2 separate regions of the Mus musculus genome follow, and region 2 is linked to region 1. A link is a loop called in an ENCODE intact Hi-C map of the cell type or tissue named here. Cell type or tissue: left cerebral cortex. All regions are shown on one strand.

Evidence for each region. Peaks named below come from ENCODE experiments on the same cell type or tissue, not always from the same donor. Only the 100,000 strongest peaks of a DNase experiment are listed, where the experiment ranks them.
Region 2: a loop joins it to region 1, with 5 times the contacts of the local background. A loop is called at or near these places in 6 of 42 quality-filtered maps.

Annotation. Positions count from the first base shown.
Region 1 is chr7:70,324,917-70,332,916 of GRCm38, reverse strand. All of the region lies in intron 1 of Gm29683 (predicted gene, 29683), which reads left to right. Among named protein-coding and RNA genes, the nearest start is that of Gm29683, 8.9 kb to the left of the region's middle. In left cerebral cortex, no CTCF peak of the experiment used is centred here; a DNase peak (open chromatin) is centred at 4,567; H3K4me3 peaks cover 976 bases.
Region 2 is chr7:69,987,739-69,995,738 of GRCm38, reverse strand. No RefSeq gene overlaps it. Among named protein-coding and RNA genes, the nearest start is that of Gm24120, 34 kb to the right of the region's middle. In left cerebral cortex, no CTCF peak of the experiment used is centred here; DNase peaks (open chromatin) are centred at 2,635, 3,260 and 6,797.

The sequences.
Region 1 (8,000 bases):
GAGTGCTGGGATAGGGTTTGAGAGAGAAACGAGCTTAAGGAACCGGGCAATCTTGCCAGAGACTTCTGCCCCTACCACTTTTCACACCTGCGCTGCCCAGTTTCCAGTTCAACCCTGAGCCAGAGAGGCTGCCTAAGCCTCTGGCCTCTGGGTCTGCCTGTTTTGTCCCTTCCAAATGCTTCTAGCAGGCACAGATGCTCTCACGGTCGCGTCCCTCTGGTGCATCTTGGAGAAACACTGGCAAACAGTGCTTTTCTGAGGAGCAGAAGGGCTGCTTAAGCGCCAGCAACAGGTCCATGCTGAGATTCCTCTGTCCTTCACCGGCCCCTCCTTCCACCCTCGCTACTGGGGTCCGCGGGGTAAAGGGGGGGATCTACTTCCCCCTTCCTCCTGGGTCACCCACAACAACCCAGGAAGGCAAACATCAGGTTTGCACTGTTTCTTTGGATAAACGCCTGGCTAAATGCTTCTAATAATGAATGGCCTTTCGCTGGACACTCGCTTGAACCGAAGAGAGGACCTCACTGGAGAACACCAAAAAGAAAATAACTAGAAAGTGGAAAGGAACACGGCCGGCGGCGGCCTCTAGGATCCAGACAAAGACATCTGAGTCTGTCCCTTTGCAGTCGCCCATCTCTCCTTCCTGCCTAGAGATCTGATTTGGTCCTACTGCGGCTCCCTAAGAGCCTTTAGATCCGACGTCCCTTCACTGGGGACCTTGAGCTGAGATCCCAGGGCTGGAAGGCTCCGATTCTAGCCGGAGCTGGAACCTGGTGGCCTCAACACTTGCGGGATGCTGCTACTGGGCCACAGTCCCTGCCTTGCCCACAGGAACCTAAACATCCCCGCGTCCTAGGTTAAGGTGGTTAGGGCGAGGGGGTAGGCTCCTGGACCAGCCAGGTCGAAGCGATGAAACAGCAACTTCTTCTTCTTCTTTTTTTCCCCCTGGCAGGGAGGAGGGAAATTCGTCGGAGGAGGTCGGTGGAGACTCCTCCTTCGCTCCGCCCGGAGGCAGCCAGAGCTCCGCTAGCGGTGCGTCTCCGCCCGCCCGAGCGTTTCCATAAATCAGGCCGCTGGCAGGCTGCTAATTAGCTCCGGCCGAAAAGAATGAGAGTTCTGTAGCACACGGTGGGTTGGGAGTGGGGGCCCAGTAGGTGGGAGATCAGAATTCCCCAGGATTAACGGGGGGACTCCTTGGGGGCATCTCCGCGCTCCCTGCCCGAGCCACCTCCGATCACCTCCTGCCAGCAAAGGCCCGCAAGTTCGGGCCTCCAGATCCCGCGCCTCCCGCACTGCGCGCACCTCTGCAGTCGACCTGGCCCGCCCACCCACGCCGAGGCCCCCTCTCCCACTCGCTGAGCATGCCTGGCGTTAATTAACTCCCCCTTCACCCGGTGCAGTATCGGAAGACTTTCAAAACTCGTCCCAAAGTGTTTCCTTCTCAAGCCTGAAGGCAGCGTTTGGAACGACCCGCAGAAAAGGGGGGCGGGGTGTGGATCTGGGGGAAGGGTTGGTTGCACCGGGATTTGAGATAACAAGACTTCCCCAGCGATTGTGTGGGTAGAGGGATGGGCTGTTGTAACCTCATCCCCTCTCCCCTAGTGAAAAGGCAAGACGGTCAGGGAAGATTAAAAATAACATTAAAGTTGGATTATTGATTTCCATGTAAATTGCCAGCCGAGAGAGCTACTTCTGTTTATTTTCTCTTTTCCTCCCCCACGCTTCTCTAAGCCCTCTGGGCTCTGCGCCCTCGGAGCCATTCCCACCCTCCTTAGGGACGAGACTCCTAGATGACATCACCAAGGAGAACGGCGGCCTCCCCGCCCCTGGCCTCAAGACCCCTGAGCAGAGATTGACAGGTGTCTCTAGCAAAGACAATGCCTTCCAGGTGTCAGTATTCCCGTTCCACCCCTCCCACTCCGCCCTCTTTGCTCCTTTCCCTTAACAACTCTCCTACCCACCCACTCTTCCTCCACGAGGCTTGTTCCTACCCCACCCCCACCCCCAACTCCTTGCTCTTTGCATCTGGGCACTAAGCTTCAGGTCCTGAGACTTAGGCAGGGAGCCGACGCCGAGGGGCCCGGATGGCGCTGGTGTTGTTTGTGCCCGAGGGGGAGGCCAATCCGAGATGCCAAAGGCTCGAGTGAGGGTCCAGGAGGTGGCAGGGCCCAAAGCGGGTAAAGGGTAACCGAGTGAGCATTTTCAAGGAGCCAGCTCAGTCTCTAGATTTCTGTCTTGACGTTATTCTCTACCCTCCACCCGCGATCTCTCCTCTTCTCTTCTCTCTCTCTCTCTCTCTCTCTCTCTCTCTCTCTCTCTCTCTCTCTCTCACACACACACACACACACACACACACACACACACACACACACTATAACAGACGCGAAGATAATCCCACCATCTGGCAAATCCCAAATTTGGCGGCCAGGCTAGGAAAGCAACAGCGACATCTCATCCGGAGAGTGGGTGTCTGGTCCTGCCCCACTCCCCGGAACTGGGGAAAGGGCGCTCGGCTTTGCACTCACTAGTCCCCATCTCTTCAACGTCCTTGCCCTGGCCTGGTAATCTTGGGTGCTTTCTCCTCATCTGAGCAACTACTTTGGGATTCAGAAGAGAGGTGATGCAGTTAGGGTTCTTCCGCCGAGCAATGAACTGAAACCCAAATTCAGCTTTATTATGTATAACCGAATGTAATTCATAGCTAGGTGGCCTGTCGTCGGCGATTTAAATCGCCTGGTGATAAGGATCGCACTTATTAGATTTCTTCAAAGACACTGGGGGTTTCTATCTCTCTCTCTCTCTCTCTCTTTTTAAAGGAGGGCATTTGTGCTAAATTGCCCAGTGCTGGTGTGATAACTGTCAAAAGTTTGACATCAAAGGGGCTAATATTATTCAGTTACCAGAGAAGCTGTCTGTCTAAATAAGAATATCTTAATTACAGCATCACAAAGGTAGAAAAGGGGTCGAAACTGAAAGGGGAGAGGTATCCAGCCTCCTCCTTTGATGCGCTATCTATATTACACGGATGCGTGTTCTTAATCAGGCCTAGTCCGATTTCCTTCCCTCTCCCCTTCGGTTCTCTGAACTTTATAACTATATGTAAACACGGCGTCACTGAGGACATAATCTTCTTGGGTTCTTATTAGAAGAAATTTCCATCCTCTCCCGTTCTAGATTAGGCAGTGGAGTCCGCTCCATCAATGAAGGGACGAAGGTTTCGTGGACAATAATGTGGCAATTGTTGATGGTTTGTGACCCATAAAATGTGGAGGTGACTGTTCTGGCTTTGGTATGTAATTATGCAAAACACTTTCCATAAAGACTTGCCATTCGATCTAATGGCAGTTCCTCTGGTCTATTTCAAAAAAGGGAGGGCCCATGTACGGAGAGAGGAAAGTAACATTTGTTTTAACACAGGTTTTATGGGTGTGTGTGGTATGGAGGGAGATAAATACAAACACGTCCTATCTCTGCCCAAAGTATTTTTTTCAGTCAAATTAAAATAATTACGAGGGGGTTTAATAAGTTAATCATAGCAACACGGCATCCAAACACGTAGAGGGGGTGTCAGCCCACCTTCTCTGGACCCGGGACTGCTTCATATTGGTGATTCATCCCCAGGGTCTGCTTGGGCGCAGTTTTGTCTCTGTCTCAACTTATTCAACAGGGCAACCTGTTGGGCTCTAAAACTCCTGTCAGAGGCTGAAACCAAGACAAGGGCCTCCAATGTCTTCACCCTAGTGCCTTGTAGGTGGAATATTTATTTGGCAGAGAGCATTTAAATATAGCAGTTCTATTTTAGGAATTATGCCCATCTACTCCCCCTCAGTACCCTTTATCCCCACTGTAGCAGGGCAAGATTGAATGAATGTCCAGGGCAGGAGTCACTGATTTGGAAAGAAAATTTAAACTCAGTACACTCAGGGATGCACGGGCCCCAAACTGGGCATGTTTGAACCATGGAATGTTCCCCCGCCCCCCTGCACTTTCTGAGATTTTGTTTTGTTTTAAATAAAAATAAAAGGAATCTAAAAGGCCAGGAGGAAAATAAAGTGGAATCAAATGGAGGGTCATCATTGGTCTACAGCCAGCACTGACTGCTGGTTAAAAAACAGGAGAGTGTGTGTGTGTGTGTGTGTGTGTGTGTGTGTGTGTGTGAGAGAGAGAGAGAGAGAGAGAGAGAGAGAGAGACTAAGCCCCCATCTTGTTGGAGAAGTGTCCCATGTCCCAGGGCTAGATGTCAGAGAGTGAGTCCTGGCTGACTGAGGCGCTGTGACATTGTACGGGCACTTGCAGACACTGGAGATAGATATTTTTTTCCAAGGGGGAAACTGATGATTAAAAAAAAGAAGAAGAAAATCATCTAAATATCAAAGTGACACAGGGGAGACCTGGAAAAATATTTAAGCTAATGAAAAGCAAATAAAGAAGCTGGCACTTAGGCTGAGAAATTAAATATTATGTTTAAGATGGTGCTTTTGTACGGGCTTGGAGATTTCCGATTCATGTTCACATAATAAACACTCAGGTTTGTCATCTGGAGGTGCAAATCTGAAAGATATTCCAACAAATGAAGTGCTGGCAGCCGGAGGAATAAAGAGATCGGTGCCTGTCAGGGGTCAGGCAGCTTGAGATTGCTTCTAGAGATCTTTTGAAAATTTCACAGGATTGAAGGCTTAGGGGCTTCACTGCGCTCGCATTTCAAACTCAGATCAGTGGGATCACAGTAAAAAATAGAGGTCTGGAAAATTTTGATGCAAAGATGGTCATGGTTGTAGGGCTTCTCTCCGTTTTCTCTGTCTGTCTGTCTGTCTGTCCCACTCCCCCCTGCTCTCTGTGTTTATCTATCTGTCTGCCTGTCTGTCTCTGTCTCTCTCCAGATATTCTGACATGACTGTGATCCTGTGGATGACAAAGTCGTAAAAACAGAGAGAGAGAGAAAGAAAGAAAGAAAGAAAGAAAGAAAGAAAGGAAACTACATCCTAGTCCTAAAACTTCCGTTTAGTCAACAAGAATTTGAGTTCTTATTTCCAATAAAAGACTGAAACAACAAACAAACAAAAACAAAACAACCAAAGCAAACAACAAAAATAAAACCACCCTGAAGAGTTCACTTCTAGCAAGCATCGTATGTTCAAAAGAGCTTTAGATTTCATAATTAATGACTGACTACTACACGCTTAGAGTTTTGCTTCTCATTTCCCCTCCATGGGATAATACTTCATTTAGTTCACACTCTAAGATCAACATCCACTTTGATATTAGACAAATTGTCAATATTGTCAACTCTATACAAATCAGCATCTACAGGCATTATTGCATGAATATACACTTAAACACAGGCACCCCTCCCCATCCTTAAAAGATTGGCCCGGCTGTCTCTTTAAAAGTAAAAGCTCACTCAAATTTTGCTCCCCAAGATATCAGCACTTCCTGGATCAAATAAATCAATTATCCCAATGATTGGCCCATCAGGGGGAAACAATAAGAGAATCCGGATACTATGACTTATATGTGACTAGAACAACCTAAGAAACTCTAAAAGGAGAAGCAAGGGGCTGGGTATGCAGCCAGGGGAGCATTCAGACACCACCCTGGGAACAACAACCACAACAAATCTGCAAAGAAGCAAAAGTGAGAACCAGAAAAAACAATTACTATATATGATTGGGCAAACTTTAGGAAGAAAAAGGGAACTGATTTAACATTGCTTTGGCTGTTTTAACTCTGACTGTTGGAAACAGGTTTTTGTTTTTTGTTTGTTTTGTTTTAAGAAATATTGTGAATTAGAATTTAGTCTTCTTGAGCCCCAAACCATGACCATGAGAAAGGAGATTTCAGTGTGTGTCCCTGCAGTGCACACATTACGTGTTGAGAAGTATGGAAGAGGAGACATGTGGAGGGGGAGGGGGGAGGTCTGTTTTTTTAACACAATAATGTACGAAGGTGGACAGAAAAAGAAACGTGCAGATATTGCCCTGATAGGTTTCCTAAATTCAAATCTTTGAACATTTGAACCTTGTCCTGGTCAAGGGAGACACTCTAGGGTTGGAGTGCAGAGGCTAAACTTAGAGGCTGCCTGACAGGTCCCATGTGCAAAGCAGAAGAAAATTTGCCACCCCCCCCCCCCCCGTTGCAATCCAATCCAGAGACCACCAAAGGCCCTCAAGTTGCATATTCGAGCCAGGAAACTTGGCATTCTGGAAGTTTAGAAGACTGGTCGGATATCTGGGAGCGGCTGCTACTCTCAGGTGGTCAAACCCACGCTAGAGGGATAAAAAGAAGCTCTAAGCACACTGTAAAACATTTGAGCAGAGATGCAGATGGGGGGCTGTATAGGGTGTTCGGAGCGGGGCCACCTACCTATAAGGCTCCCAGGCTCTTGGTCTCCCGCTGCGAAGAAGGGAGGTACTCAATTGGGCTTTGAAAGAAAGATTTTGCGCCCTGAATTTGCAGGGGTTTCTCCTGGAGTTCTGGATGGGCGCTTGCGTTAGAAAATGGGCAGGAAGCAGAAAATATAAGGGAATGAGCAGAGTTGGAAAGCGGATCCTGCCTTGCCCTGGGCAGCGTAGGTAGAGGAGGAACCGAGTCCCTAGTGGGCATCCGGGTAGAGTAGGGCAGCCACTGGCTGGCCAAGAGTCCCAGAGCTCTTCCGAAACAGGCCGGAGAGATTCCACACAGAATGAGGTCTGGGCGTTAAGTCCTGCAGTGTTTAGAGCTGGCCTGACTCTCTTTAAAAACAACAACAACAACAACAGCAACAACAACGACAACAACAACAACAAAACACTTCAGTGTATCGATCTGGTAGGCAATCCACTTTGTTCATAAAACAAGCGTGTTCTCATGCTGGGTGGAAATGAGATCCACAGGACCCGGGCTTTGCCAAGGACTGGCGCGGGATGTCCCTTTGGCTACTTAACCAAGCTCTCCAGGGGCAAGAACCCTGGAGGGCAGCAAACCCAGATCACAGGCAACCAGAGACTTCTTTTTTTAACCACCGCCAGCTTAGATAACCTTTCTCCACTGTTCCGCTCTCTCTTTTAAAATAAAATAAAAAGTAGAACACACACACACACACACACACAACCCCAAGAACTTAGAAAAGGATCGTATTCAGGAGGTAAGAGGCTTCTCTGATCTTGGGGTGAAACGCTGCACCTACGTTTTAAAGCAAACAAAGCCGAAAGCAGCCCAAACGCTTCTGGTGTTGCGCGGACCTGGGTTCCCTTGTTGCCTTTGGGGCAGAACGAAGGCGGGGCACATTAGGAATTCAAACTCTCAGGCTTGGCCTTGGCTTTGCTCTGCCCTGTGGCTCCAGAATCAAGGGACCCTGAGCACAGACTGCTCACCCTCTCAATAAGCTGGCTGCCAGAGAAGGGCGCAGCCCACAGCAGGACGGAGCTGGCTCCAGTGTAGAACTCAGTAAGAGGCACCTGAGGCTAGGCAGCCGCTGCGTGGCCTCACCATAAAGGGTGCCCTCCCTAAAGGCAAATGCGGAAAGCCTCGGCGGGCAGTCGCCGCGAGTTGGGTGAGAAGAGACTATCTCCAAATCATTTGAAGCTCCATCACACCTCTCACAGGAAAGCTTCTGCCACCTCAGGCCCCGTATTGTCCCGCTGAGTTAGGGACAACATGCTAGGACCCCTGAATGATGTCTGGGTATTTCAGGATTTTTTTTTTAAGTAAGAAGGACCCCAAAACTCCTGGCAATGTTTTTCTTTTTTATTTCTTTTTTTTCTCTTCCTTCCTTCCTTCCTTCCTTCCTTCCTTCCTTCCTGTCTGCGCCTTCCCTTTCTTTCTTTCTTTCTTTCTTTCTTTCTTTCTTTCTTTCTTTCTTCCTCTCTTCTTTCTCTCTTTCTGGTGGGCGGGCGGTATGACTCGCAGTAAATAAAATCCCTTTTCAAGCTATCTTCACTTCAACCTCAAAGGAAGGAATAATAATTTTATCTTTTACTTAAAAGCATGCGGTGGCTGACTGGAGCCCGTCTCTTCCTCCT
Region 2 (8,000 bases), 340 kb after region 1:
CTGTAAGAACATGTGACCTTTAGCCTTTGGCTGCTTGGTACCATCCCACATAGTCAAGCATCCATGGCACACTATATTCTGTGTGCCACTAAGTCAGAGATGGCTTTTCTGAAGTGCACACCTGTCCATTAGGAGTGGCAACCAGGCTCTCAACTCATTTCACATAGGATTCTGCAGAGTGGTGGACGGTAATGACTTTGGAGTGTTTTGTCTTTGACAATAAGCTGGAATCTTGACTATGCAATTGACTGCAACTACATAAATTGCTATTTGGAATGAATCTTAATATATACACTTGTGTATATGAATACAGCTAGCTGCACTTTCCCCATACGATCATGGTTGTTAACATCCTACCCATTTTAAGTGAGCAAATTTGAATAAAATGGCTGCGTAATACATTCCGTGTTAACATCGGCAATTTAAAAAGCCCAAGGATTAAAAGTTAATTCCATCCTTTTAATTCAAGGGACATATAAATGGCATTCTGGGTAGAGCCAACTCCTCTTTTATCCGTCCTTTCATGCTGCCTCCTCACTAATTCTTGGTTGTTCAAATGCTACCTACATAATAAAAGCCTTGAGTTAATTTACTAAGATTTTACACCAGTGCAAATGAAAGAAAGGAAAGTGCTAAACAAGGCAATTAGCACTCTGTTTAGTGCACTCCCAAAATAAATGTAGGCAATTTACAATTTGGCAAATGGTACTCTATCCAGATCCAACTCATTTATGCCTAAGGGGGTGGTACAGTTCATTAGGGGGAAAAAGTGTTTATATATATTATGCTATTGAGGCCCAACCCATTTTGTTCTTCAGCAACAGATGTGACTCCTCCCGAGGTTTATTAGTGTGTCTTGCAGAAAAATGCCAAACTATTATGCTTTACAAATAAATGGTCCAAAAAAGAATGCCTTTTACCATCGAGTCCTCAGTAGCTGGCTTTTTACAAGATGGGGGTGTGTACCAGTGGGCAGGAGATGATTTAAGACATTTATAGTGATGGGGTGGGGCCTTGCTCATAGCTGGAAGCATGCATTTCGGTCTGATTCCAGTTGCTGGGATCTGCTGGAAGTGTGCACTTGAAGTACTGCTGACTTTCTTAATTGACAGGGAGGTTGCTCCAAGCCTTTCATGTTTATTCTTGTAAGCCTCTTATTAGCGCAAAAATAATAGATGTTGTTAATGCGGAAGCACAACCGACATTAATATTTAAGATGCTGGAATGATAAAGGTTAAACATGTGTTTATATTGCATTTGAACAAAGAGCTTTACAAAATAGTTTGGAAACATCATGATGGTCCAAACTTGTTTCACCCCACTTTGAGGCTCTCCTTCTTTGGGATTTACTCTTTATTTTAGGAAGATGTAGTTCTCCAAGGCCACACTCAGAGACCATTCTCCTCCGGAATTTGTAATCCTATTGGAAGGGATTTTTTTTTTTTTTATGGCATCTACATAAGGCAGGTGCAATAAAACCACCAGCCTCTCTTTCATTGTTTATTTCTGAGTCTGCATAGTTCCATTCAGTGGGGAGGGGGAAAAAAAAAAGACAAGGCAAAGTAAAAGCATTCTTTTGTGCCCTCTAGCTGCTAGAAGCACAAATAGAAAATACAGTTCTCTCTTGACTAAATTCACCTAATCTAATATGGGGGGCGGGGGAGAGGGAAAACACATTTACTATGAACTAAATCTCCTTTTTCTTTACATAAGTAAAGATATCCAGGTAAATAAAAGTTTACCACCTTGGATTCACTGTGCCTTCATTTGCATGAGACAAAGCAAAGTAATAATTCATGAGGGGCTCTCAGAAAATTAAACTGGGATATCACTTTGGTGGAGCAGCTAATGAATATGACACACACAGTTTGAACTGGCCATTGCTTTGAGTATTGATCACTGTTTTTCATTTTTTAATGGACAAGGAGTAGGAATCTCAGTGACTTTTGTTTGTTTTAGGGACATTGCAAGTGCTTTTGGCATCTTGAGGAAGCTAGGAAAGGGTATGCAGGCTAATGAAGATGAACAGGCCCTGAGGGCTTCCTGGATATGGAGTCATTCTCTTTCAGGTCCCCACTAAAGAAAATGTTGATTTGGGGGAAGATACTCTTAATAGCAGTTGGAGTTACAGTCCTTTGTATCCAGGCTATAGCTCAAAAGAAGAAGAAGAACAATAATAACAACAAATGTGTGTGATGTGACTCTCTTACAATGCAGAGAATATTCTGTGTAGGTGAATAGAATTATTGGAAGATTTCACAGAGGAATACCCGGAAACCTGGAATGCCTACTTTGCTGCACAATTCATGTGTGAGGAGGGAAAGTCTCACAACTTGGAGCGAATCAGTCGTTCCAGATTGTGTGTATGTAAGAGAGAGAGAGTTTGAAATGTGCAGAATTTAAACACAACAATACTGCTATCCAGGTTTCTGAAGAAAATGGTTCCAGAAGTGCCGGGCATTCTCTGTGCATCCTGGAGAGAGTGAGTGCATAGGGGGAGGGGTGCCTGGGGGCGAGAAGGAAGTTGAGCTGTTTAATGATTCAAGGGGATCTACGAGAATACTCTTCCCCCACTTCCTTCCCTGAAGTGAAGGCACAGTTCAGAGGACTCAGTTGAGGAGCCTCACAGCCATTCCCAGCAATTCCCGGGACGTGGTGAGTTCATCCGAAAGGGCTCTGTCTCAACAGATGTTCTAAGTGGCGCCTCCTGAGCCGCTCCTGTGTGGTGGAGAAATACAGAAATCAAGCTAAATCAAATTAGGCAGCGGAGTAAGAAAATAAAGGTCAGGTCCACCAGCAACCGACGAAACAGCCTAAGCCAATATGGCCATCTTCAGTCAGGAACTAATTAAGGGCTGATTGTCCTTCTCGGCGAAACCTCAAAAATGCATGGTGGTGAATTATTAAAAACAACAACAAAAATAATGCAAAATCCCCGCTCTCTGCAGTATGCCAGATGAAAAGATAAGGAGACATAATATCCAACGGCACCGTGCCTCTCGGACACAGATAGTCCCTAAATCCCCAGCTCTCTTTGTTTTGATTACATTTTTTTTTTCATCCTTGAAGGGAGCAGGGAGGAAGCCCTGAGCCTGTCTTGTGTTCCAGCTCCCTTACCTTTGTCTGCCCGTCTCAGCTGGTATTTAATTGGTCAGCAATAGGAGGGAAGTCTCCTTTGAGGTAATGAATATTGACTGTTTATGTTGAAATGTCACTGTGAAAAGAAAGCCCAGCACCAAAGAAGGAGAACCCAGTGTGAGCCTCCGACACAAAGGAGGCATGGGAGAAACCAGGCACTGAAAAGCAAAGCCGCTGAAATTCAAAGAACGCACCAAGTAGAAATGGCCCACATGTGTGGGAATTTTAAGTTAGCTGTTGGCAGGTGAAAAAGTCATTATTGTTACCTGTTAGAATCCAGTGTAATTTCATGTTTCCTCCAAAACGGCCTTAGAGGCCACAATTCATGGGAATGCTTTCATTCAGAAACCATGCTCTTCTTTCAGGGAGTAATTTCCACTTGGTGAGAATGAGGTAACCCTCACCAGCCCTGGTAACAAAATTCTAACTGGTAGGAAGAGGGAGAACACGCTGCTGCTACTGTACAGAGACTGCCAGGTTCGCCTTGCTAGCTTGTGCATTTTCAAACAGATCCACTGGACTGTTGAAGTTTCTGTGGTGGCAATTAGAGATTTTCAGGTAAACAAGAAATGCAAAGGAACACATTGTCACAGGCCAGGTCTAGTGTGCTAATGAGCTTTGCTGTGTTGAACACATTATTAGTTAATAATTTGGGATATTGCCTTCAGTGTTTCTTGGTCATTTGAAAGTGTCTGTGAGCTGAGAGCTGATAATGATTCCTTAACCCTTTCTGTTCTGTCCCTTGAACCTTGATTTAGGTTTGATTTTGTGGGTGAGCTTTGTCTTATTCAGCCATAATGGATTTTATGTCACTTCCTGAATTGGACTTTCCGTTTTTAATATTTTTTTCCCAGATGGTAATCAGCTGGATGGGTAATATCAGGAGAAAAACCTTAAAGAAAAAAATAGTCTAGCAGGCAGAGACTAGCCTATGGGATTTTTGAAACATGGGGAGAAACTTTGCTAAGTTTCTGATGTTTAGGAGGAATCTGTCGCACTCCTTTGGATTTCACAATATTTTGTAAGTGAATGGTAATCACAACATTACACATCTTGCATATTTATTATGAAAAGGAAACAGGACTGAACCAAATGTCTAACAACGGAAGGACTGCCACACTCATGGATTGTATAAAGAGGTTGGGAAATGAAAATAAACATCAAACTTAGGTTCCTGGTTCCCATCAATGGGGAGTTGTATTTACCGTTCACATGTTTCAGTTGACACGTTTGAACTGTATCATAACGAGAACTCCACCAGGATGAGTTTCTGAGACAAGAGCTCATTACCCTTTCTCTTTGGAGCCAAAATGCAGAAGAGTTTATTGTTTTTATCACCCAATCATTCAATTAGGTTGTTTTCTTTCTTTCTTTTCTTTCTTTCTTCTTCTTTATTTTTTTTTAAACCTTGATAAATAAAAGATGACATGTGCACTCACACCCTGGGTCAGGTTGGACAGCTAACCTGCGACACTCACCTACACTGAACTAACAAGGAGCACGCCCCACAGAGAGTGATGTTTCTTCATTAGCAAGCTCCATTTCACCTTTAAAAACCCTGGGCTTCCCGTTTGCCTTAAGTGAGATTGAGACGTCTTAGGTCTCTCAGTGACATTTAGGAATCCTCCAAGACAAAAAAAGGGGGGGGGGAGAAGTCATCACTTCTCCAGTTCACCTGCAAAGAAGATGTCATTAAAAGAGGGAACAAAATGAGACCCTGTCAACTTGTTAGGGCCCAAAAGGTAATTCTGCCATCAGCTCTGAAGAGGGAGGGTGATACACAATCCTATCATTACTGACACAGGAGAACCTGCCAGTGTCAAAGGTGCTGTCGTCAGAAAAGTTCAGGTGTTGCTAAATTCATTAATGTGTCATTTTGAAAGGAGATGATGTCATTCTGTTGTCTGTGGGGATAAAAACTGGAACCCACTTGCTCCTGTCAACACACTATCTTCTTAATTTCGTTTGTGCTGCCCCCTGTTTGCCATCTGTAAGAGGTTAAGGGCCACGGGCGATGACGTCTTAAAAGGCTACTAATATTTGACATATCATTTCAATCTGTCTTTTCATTGCCAACCACCCCTACCATCAAAAATATTCTATGTCGTTAAATCCGCACTACTTCTGGTAGTTTGCTTGCATGGATTTTGCTAATGAGAGTAGTAGAGGAGACATGGTTTTCATTATTAAAGATAAACACACTCACTTTCCCTTATGAGATTATGTGGTCCTATATAACAATAACAACTTTCAATAGGAATTCAACATTGAAATGTCCTGAGATTGAAGAGATTCTCCAAGTCTTCAGTGGCAAAGCCTTCCTTCACTAAATTTATTTTTTAAATTTAATTTTATAATTGATTTATCAAATAAATTTAATTGATAAATACTTCTACCATGAGCAGCATGCAAATGAATGTTATGCATTTGGTGTGATAAATGGTATGACTTAACATCTCACTGCTCAATCTATATGAAAAAGTATTAGATATTACGAAGAGACAAAATATTAAATTCATTTTGTGAACACCACAAAACACTTTTACCAATAATGAAGAATTTATTTTCCCCTAGATATTATAAGTGATGGTTTCCAAAGACAAGTCACACTCTAATAATATGAAATTTTAAACCTTAAGTATTTTAACAATGTAATAAATGTCTAATTGTCATGTTGATCATCTTATACCTTGATCCAATTGAATATTTGCTTATTAAATTCTTTTTCAAAGAAGGAGGTGGTGGGATTTTCAACCTTCTCCTAGAAAATTGCAAGAGGCAGAGGTTAAAGAAATGACAACTAACTTTTCTAAATAAAACTATCGACTACTTGTTATTAAAATTGCTTGCATATTCAACCAATTAATGTTCTAATGATTGAGATTCAGTTTTGTATATAAAAACATTGAACTTAGGAAGTATGCCATGTTATAGTTATCACATCTTTGTTAACTAAGAAACATAGTCTGTGTCACAGAAAGGGAAAAAAAATCTTTAAATAAGACTGTGTACAGTACTAGAAAACAAAGCCTTTTGTCAATCTTCTTCGTGTACCCTCAGATTATACACCTCACCTTCTCACCTAATTCTATCTCCTTCTTAGTACCCAGTTTACTATGCAGGTAAATCGAGTTTCTTGAGTTACAGAAAACAAATATTTTGTAGACAGATATTTTACTGAAGATAAATCTTGCCTTTTCCATTTCCCCATTTTAATTCAAAACTAATTTTCTGCCTCAAACAGTCAATTCTGCCTTAAAAAGGAATTGTTTCTTGGTACTAAGAAAACAAAAGCAAGCAAGCAAACAAACAAACAAAACCAGAACAAAACAGCAAATACCCAGCATTTTAAATTTAGGCAATGCACATATGTGTTAAGCCAGTTTGAGATTTAAAACAACCACTAGTGATGTGCCTAAGCACATGTGTGTGTGCATGGCTACATTAATGAGTTCCACACCCACATGCTTTGATGTTTTTATTGTGGTCTTAGATCAAGATGTTATTTCCAGCCCCAATTTTGAGACTCCATTCTGAGATTCAGAGTGCTCGTACATCCACTGATGGGCAGGCTCCCTGCACAGGAGGTGCAGAACATATCAAAACTAGAGCTGGAGGGAGTCACAGCAAGCAGCTGTTGTGGGAACCAGGGCCGGCAGGGCTTGCCTTCATTGATATATGGAGCACTTAACCTAGTGAGAAGCTCAGAGGTGGCGGGAAGGCTCCCCCTGGACGAGTTTTTCAAGTTGATCTGGTGGTTGTATTGTCTACTCTCAGGGTAGTAGGCAGGGGGCACACACTCTGGACTTTCACTTGCAGGGAGAAAGAAAATCAATCTTCGTGCCCCAAAGATGGGAGTGCTGATGCAGAAAGTCATGGAGGCATTGGAGCCTTGTAAGGGAGCCTCTCAGGAAATGGCTTTAGGCTTCTAGCAAGATCCTGGACTGCATCACAGCCCTCACGAGATGCAGCGGAGTTCACATATAAATAGAAAGGGTGTTTATGGGCCTTGCCCTTGAGATGCTCGGTTTTCTTTGATCAAGAGAAAGGAAAAACCATCGGCAACAATGAATGCATCTGTGATTTAGAAAAATAAATATAATTGAAACGCTTTATTCTTCACCAGAGTGGAGCCTGTACCTTAGGAAGGGAAAAAACAAAAAAACAAAACAAAACAACAACAACAAAAAAACAAACAAAAAAGCAAAACAAAACAAAACCAAAACCAAAAAAAAAAAAAAAAAAAAAAAAAAAAAACCAACCCATCGTGCACAGGTTATTCTCAATAATTTTCTCTAAGGGGTATTGTAACTTTTTAAGCAAATATCCAACTCTGCAGATATGTATTTTGTTTCGGTTTAAAATCTCCTGTTTGATATTAAGGATTGTTCCTAGAGGTGCCTTTTCAAAACGAAGACTACATAGAACGCACCCTGTTATTAAAATCATTTGAAAATATTCTAGATTACGTGCCCTCATGCAGTCAGTGGCTGAACTGCTGCTGCTACTTAGGAAGACATTGCATGAATTGAAAGGAGTCATTTTAATACAGCAATCATTCTAAGATCAAGACTAAAAGGGTGGCAGAGCTTGCCGTGGTATTATTCATGTAAAGCAATGCTGGCCTTGTTGCTGAATTTCCTTGCTCTTTGAAAGCTCCACCATTGTTCTGTGAGCACCCATTTGTGACCACAGAAGATCTAGATAGGGCACCTGGCTGCCCCAGAGCTCCCTGGTTTGGATAGAGCCACCTTGTGTTCCTTTGCCACGCTTTATATAAAGTCACCCCCACAGTTGTTTGAAGATCCCACTGGCTGCACCTCTTCACTGCATCACTTTCGGTCAGTCAATGAAAAGAGGTG